Linked DNA regions of Mus musculus: region 2 is linked to region 1. Evidence: chromatin contacts called from ENCODE Hi-C or POLR2A ChIA-PET data. All regions are on one chromosome and are shown on one strand. Each heading gives the region's core, a stretch centred on a gene start or an enhancer-like site at or near the end of the contact. The rest is flanking DNA. Distances are from core to core; before and after follow the strand shown. Region 1 overlaps Lrch1 (leucine-rich repeats and calponin homology (CH) domain containing 1). Region 2 holds the start of Lrch1 (leucine-rich repeats and calponin homology (CH) domain containing 1).

Region 1 (3,347 bases), core at 462-2,961:
GGACCTAGATCTGCTATACCATACTTGGAACAGAAAATCCAGAGTGGCCTTTGGTCTGGGGCAGCAGCAAACTGTGAGAGGTATTTAACAGGTGCGCCACAGACTTGCATCTGCTTCCTAACAGGTGACTCTGCTGGTGTTAGAGAGGAGCCAGGTGGAGGTAAGGTGTAATGGGGGAGTGGAGCTGTACCTGATTCTTGGCTGTTGCCCTAACTAGATCTCTCAGAAAAAAAAGAATTAAGTCAGACTCTTATTGTATTTGAATAAATTTGATATTTTAACACCCTCGATATTATAAAGTTTTATAAAGCCAGCATGTCAAGAAAATGTAAAGCCACCAGTTACCTTGTGGTTTTGTGGTCAGTATTTGTGGACACTGCCTTGCGATAAAGTGGAACAGTCCTCAGGTGGGTGAGCTTGCCCTGAACAGCTTCCACTGTCGATCCTGAAGGCTTCTTTCTGTCTTCTCTAGTTTGTGTTCTCAAGTGCTCAAGGGGTTTATTTGATGAATAGGTTTATTATTGCCTGTGCTGCAGACATAAGACTCTAAACCCTATCAAACCGCATTCTTCTTCTCTCTGTGATAGGGTGCTTGCATAAGCTGGTGTATAAAGCAGTCCTAAGGAGCTGAGTTAAATGGAACATGCTACGTTGCTGAAGGAGCCCAGGGATAAAATGTGCGAGATGCGCAACTTTCATAGAGCAGCTGGAATGGTAGCGTAGTTGGTAAAATGCTTGCCATACTTACCCGATGTTAGTTCAAGAGAGTGCTGGGATTATTAGAATGTTACACATACTTACCCATGATTTATATAACGCGCGCGCACGCACACGCACACTCACACACACACACACACACACACACACTCTACACCTTTCAAAAACAGCAACCATGTTAAGCGTTTAGCAGGCTTAACTCGTGCCTTCTCTGTTGATGGGATTCCTGTGTTGATGGGATTCCTTCGGCCAGCCATCCGCCTGGTTGAGACCGTTAAGCAACACTGAAGACCTACCTAGGGCACAGAGCTAACCTGCCACATCTTGACTGCTGAGTGGATTTGCTTCCCTTCAGCCTGGGTGGGTATGATTTGCATCTTTGCTAACAGACAAGTGTCTGCATGAGGCTCACTGGCAGAGGCTCATTAAAAAGCAGTGTGAATCCTGACCTTGCCTCTGGCAACAGGTACGGGCTTGTGGAACCCTTGTAAGTGGATTGGATTCCAGTATCTGTTGAGCTTCTTCACTGTACTACTGACATGAAAGTGTGGCTCTAGAATATTCAGGACAAACGACACTCGCATAACCCCCAAAGGAACTGTTCAGGGGTCAAAGGACCTGAAAGATGAAAAATTTCAGTATATGTGTTGTTGTTGTTGTTTTGTTTTTTGTTGTTGTTGTTTTTTTTTTTTATTCTATCGTATCTGTTGAAATCATTTCATACTAAGAATAAGCTAAGGATATAAATTAGTTTCTAATTTGAACAACTTGCCCTCCCCTAGGGTTTTCTAGCAGGGTGCAGGGACACAGGGCCTGCCTATTGAGAAGGTTTTACACTCGCTGTTTCTTTAGGAAGTTTGTCCTCGGTAATTTCCCTGAACTGGCTTTGTTGTGCAGGAGCTGCTCAGTGAAAGCTGAAGCCTTTTGGGAAAACAGTATTTGCAAGGGGCCAGGCTGCCCGGTATAATAGCCGATCCCTCTGGCGCGTGGCCCAGAGTAAGCCGAGGTTGAAGCTTTTAGTGTGGTTTAAAGATGCTGGCCTGTCATTGGCCTCCACTGTAATTGGGCGAGTGGTTTCGGACTGGGCCAGCGTTCTGCTTCTCCTGGGAGCAGCTGCTAGGAGGCTACAGAGTCCCTGTGAGCTAGGGACTCATCATCTGGTATGTTTAATGCAATCTGGTTTTATCTTGGGAGCAGTTTCTGATTAATGGTGGTAATTGCCAGGGACCGGCCCAGGTTTTTTTGTGCAAGATAAGATATAGTGCTCGGGTGATTAGCATGTGAAGGCTGGGTAGGGGCTCTCAGAAGTGCCGTGGTACTGCAGGAGACAGGTATGGAAGGAGAGTGAGGGAGACAAGACAAGCTGTAAGGATGGGGAGATCCACAAATGTGATTGGCTTAAGAGCCTTTTAAAATCAGTTCATGGGCTGGAGAGAAGGTCTTGAGTTCAAATCCCAGCAGCCACATGGTGGCTCACAACCATCTGTCATGAGATCTGACACCCTCTTCTGGTGTGTCTAAAGATAGCTACAGTGTACTTACATATAATAATAAAATTAGTTTATAAATGCTTACTACATTTATTTATTGTAGTGCGTTTGTGTGTGTTCACCATGCATATGGAGGATCAATTTCAGAAGTCCGTCTTTCTCTACCATGTGAGACCTGGGAATTGAACTTAGGTTCTCAGGCTTGGCAGCAAGCACCTTTACCTACTGAGCTATCTCACAGGCCCTAATTTAAGAGTCTTAAACCACCTATAAAGTGTGAGCTTCCCAGCACCAGTGAAACAAAGTATGGTTAGTTAGATTTTTGAAAAACACCTACTCATCCTCATCAGGTTTGGTGTGTGTGTGTGTGTGTGTGGGTGTGTGTGTGTGTGTGTGTGGGTGTGTGTTTGCTTGCTTTTCATTGAAGTCAACCTTTTCCTTGAGGGATGTGTTTAAGCATGTCACCTTTTATCACTGACTATGGATGGATGGGTCATGCTTTCCAAGGCTGCTGCCCCACCCACTTCTCTTAACTCACCGTGAGTTATGCAGCTCTGCCTCTGTTCCTCACTTTCAACAATTTTGCCTGCCAGGCTAAGTTGCTGAAAGACAGACAGAACAGAACACGCTGCCGTGCAGTCACCTTCCTTCATTTTGTCGCCTGGAGTGTGACGTGGATGGCGTGGGCTGGAGGCTGGAGGGATGAAAGCGTTTCCTGCAGCATGAAGGGAACTGGCTGGGATCCGATTCACTTAGCTTTACAGTGAGAGTTTTTTGCTAGTGCCCTGTTCTCTTCCATTTATTTCCTAGCGAATACGTACGCCTCCACCTTCGGTGGAATGCTAGTAGTTTGAGTTGGATTTTAATGAAAGCCATAGAGGCTTGAAGTCTTGCAGAAAAAACAAAAATCAGTGAAGTGGGGGTGGTGTGTGTGTGTGTGTATGTGTGTGTGGGATGGGGATGGGGGGGTAGGGCGTTCCATTCTAGGGAGGTCCTGGGACAGGTGGGAGGCTGGACAGCTGTGGGGGCGGGAACTTAGATTCAGCTGTTTGCCCTGGCGACACAATCTGTTTTAAATCAAGATGAAGAAGAAAGCATTAACATCATGATGGATCACTTGGCTAACCCCAAGAATGTTAA
Region 2 (3,347 bases), core at 453-2,952, 63 kb before region 1:
GAAACACAGCATGGTGTTGCCACAAAACCACGTAACTCAAAGGAGCAGAAGATTCAGGAATGAATCAGTGCAGCTGCACCTAAGGCTACCTCACTAGGTACCCAAAGCACACACCAGAGAAAAGAAGGTCTCTGGCACATCGCGCTGGGAAAGCTAGATTCTGCATGTGGAAGAATTAAACTGGATCTCTGTATCTTGCCCTGCCCAAAGATCAATTCAAAATGGATCAAAGCACTTAATATAACACTCAAAAACCTTAAATGGTCAAAGGAAAACAGGAAAAAACCCTCCATGATGCAGGAATTGGGAAGGATTCTCTGAAAAGAGCCCTAAGCTCACAGGAAATGATTACAAAAACTGTCAAGCAAGATTGAATGAAATGAAAATGCTTCTACACCACAAAGGAAGCAACAGATCGAAGAGACCGCCTACAGAACAGGGTGAAAACAAAACTAAGCTTAAGGCACAGTTTATGAAATCATAGAGACTTGAAGGAAGTGGAGCCAGAGAGGAGGAAGGTGGTGGGGGGTGAGGGCGGCACACCACTAGGTGGCGCCTGTTTCTTCCGGAATAAGTAGGATTTGCTCTCAGCCTGGAATCTCAGGAATTAAGGGGTAGCCCTGTAGCGAAGTCCATGCAAGTGACATAGATCATGTCATACTTAGTGCTGAGCCCAAGAAGTCATTAGGTCCACGCGGCTGCCTAGACTATCACAGATCTGCATTACTGTAGTATGTATGATAAAGTTGTATCATGTCCATACTTCACTCCAGCCTCATTTCTCCAAGCCGAGTCACTCCATAGAGACTATCAAGCTTTGGGTCCCAGGCTGTTAAGGTGTGGGAAGGGAATGGAGGCTTTATCAGTCTTCCAGCTGGGTGGCTTTAGGTGACACAGGTCCTCTGGCTCTTCCATGGGGTGCAAGGCCTGGCTCAGGCGCCCACTGTAGGTCAACCCATGGCAGAAGATTTGTTTGCAATCAGACAGTTCAGTTCCCATGCCTCACATGAATAAGAAGGTGGCGCACCCGGAACATTTCATAGTACCTAGGCTTAGGTTTAAGATATGACCTTTGTGATCACTAGGTCTTTGGCGTTCTAACGCTTGGAGTAATAATTTGGGTATTTTATCATAAAAATTACCCTTTCTCAAAGCCCTTCCTCTATAGATTTGTCTATTTGCCCTGAAGTCTTTCTTGTTCCTGTGGTCTGTAGTGAAGGTGCAAAATTTTGGTGACTGTGGGCTGCGTGTTCGAATTCTGCAGGGGTGATCGCGGCTCGCTTTAACTTCCTCTCGCTGAAGGAAGCAATTTTTCCACTCACAGATTTCCTGGATTTAGTGAGAGATTTTGTATGGTAAGCACCTAAATGCCAGGGGGCGTCCGTGAGGGTAAACCCACAGTGGAAAAACTGCTTTTGGGGGCAACTCTGGATCAATCAACCAGAACCACTCTCCTCCCTGTGACCTTGTATTCCAAATCTTGTCTCCCGCCTCGCCTGGGTTTTCATAAACGGCTTAAAAAAAATCCCAGAAGACAAAAACGAAACCGACAAAATACCCTGGCCCGCAGATGTGTAAACTACAAGGGGTCGGGCTGGAGAGAAAGTCACCCAGAATGTGCATCCAGTTCCAGCCAGCTTCGGGGGTGGAGCGCCAACAAGCTGCGGAGGAGGAGCGGCGGGCGGGGGCGCGAGCACGAGCAGACACAGGCGCGCCACCGCTGCCGTCGCTGCCGCCGCCGCAGCCCTTGGCTCCCCCGGCTGGAAACCTTGGCGATCGAACTGCTGCCTCCACCTCTGCGCCGCTTGCCGCCCCTCCCGCAGTCCCGCGGCTTTCGAGGGAGCGCTGCGGGGACTCGGGACCGCCGGGGAAACCTGTGACCCCGCGCAGGAGCGGCGGGGCGGGGGACCGGGAGAAGATGGCGACGCCGGGAAGCGAACCCCAAGCTTTCGCGCCCGCTCTCTCGGTAACCGCCCTGCACCCGCATCTCCACCAGCACCACCAACACCACCAACACCACCAGCACCACGGAGGCACCGGCGGCACCGGCTTCAACCTGCCCTTGAACCGTGGTTTGGAGCGCGCGCTGGAGGAGGCGGCCAACTCTGGGGGCTTGAACCTGAGCGCCAGGAAGCTGAAGGAGTTTCCCAGGACTACGGCCCCGGGACATGACCTCTCGGACACGGTTCGGGCAGGTGAGACAAGGCCGGGGCTGGCCACGCGTGTGCGAGCCGGGCTGTCGCTCCTTCCCGCCGGGCCCGAATGTGTTACTAGATTGGCTCGGCAGGAGCGGGTTCTGCAACGAGCACGGTGGTTGTAGCGGGCACGGTGGTCCTCCTGGCCCCGGCGACCTGCGACCGTGGTGCAGGAGCGCAGGGATGCGCCTAGGAGCTGTTCCTGGCGCGCGGGAAGTGGGGGCATCTCGGGCGACCGCGAGCAAGTCCAGAACACGAACCAAGTCGTGGACCTCTACATGGAAGCATTCTGCGTCCTGGTGGGTGGGGAAGGCCAGACAAAGGTGGCCGGCCGTCGGCTAGCCCTGTCCTCTCCGCGTAGTGTCGGGGCCCCGGCCTCCGCGCCGCGCGACCGTGGCTTGCTGCAGCCAGAGAGGCGGTGCCAACCTTGGTTCTGCGCCTGTGCGAGCAGAGGCTGGTGTCTGGCTCTCCGCCCACACATTTTGGTTCCCTCCACCGGGGCTCCCCGGTTCTCACTAACCCCGGTCTTTGCGGGGGCCCTGGAGGGGAAGCGTGGCATAGTAAATGAAAAGTAATTAAAGTGAGCCTGTTTGCCAGTGTGAGCCCGGCAAGTTGTAACCCGCGCCACAGAGCAGCCTGCTTCTTCAAGTTGTGTCATGTGTTGACATATTTTGGAGATGTCTGCTTTCCCTTTAGTAGTCGGAGTTGTGGGAGTGGACCCATAAACAGGAAGGAGGGTGGTGGAAGAGGGTTGGGGCCTTGGGAATCCGTGCAGATCTGACTTAAGTTTCCGACCATATCCTGTTCTGTTCTTTGCGGGACGATTTGTACCCCAGCGAGCGCCTAGCGTTTCCCAGGGCAGTGGGTGCCCCACTTTTGTGCCATTGCCTAGACCTCACGACTGTCGTTGTCTCTTCCGACTTGCATCAGGTCTCTTAGGCTTCTGAATGGCTTGGCTTTCAGATGGGGTCCTTCAGCTACTTATAAAGGAAGACTAGGGGGCGGGGCAGGGGAGCCAGCTGTGGCTTTCGGAGGCTAGGTTTCTGGTTAATTCCATAAACATTTAATCAGGAGACCAATTGAAAATTTAGATGGAGTTCTGAGTCCATTGGAGGCTAGAAGCACTCCTCTGGAGTCATTAAACGGTGATAT

The links. Hi-C counts contacts between places; a loop is a spot of excess contacts on that map. ChIA-PET counts read pairs that join two places held with the same protein, here RNA polymerase II (POLR2A).
Region 2: a map of left cerebral cortex shows a loop between it and region 1 (4-fold over the local background). The contact joins the promoter of Lrch1 here to the enhancer-like site in region 1. A Hi-C loop is called at or near these places in 6 of 37 maps with a recorded cell type or tissue (Patski, adrenal gland and left cerebral cortex). POLR2A ChIA-PET finds 5 or more read pairs at or near these places in 3 of 5 experiments (Patski and embryonic stem cell).

Annotation. Positions count from the first base shown.
Region 1 is chr14:74,882,887-74,886,233 of GRCm38, reverse strand. All of the region lies in intron 1 of Lrch1 (leucine-rich repeats and calponin homology (CH) domain containing 1), which reads left to right. Among named protein-coding and RNA genes, the nearest start is that of Gm10847, 38 kb to the left of the region's middle. Within about 2 kb of position 1,711, at least 2 of the 3 ENCODE cell types and tissues checked have a DNase peak (open chromatin) inside an H3K27ac peak, as active enhancers do.
Region 2 is chr14:74,946,232-74,949,578 of GRCm38, reverse strand. Lrch1 (leucine-rich repeats and calponin homology (CH) domain containing 1) reads left to right here and starts at 1,702. Exons shown (of 19, transcript NM_001252132.1): 1 at 1,702-2,195. The coding sequence starts at 1,919.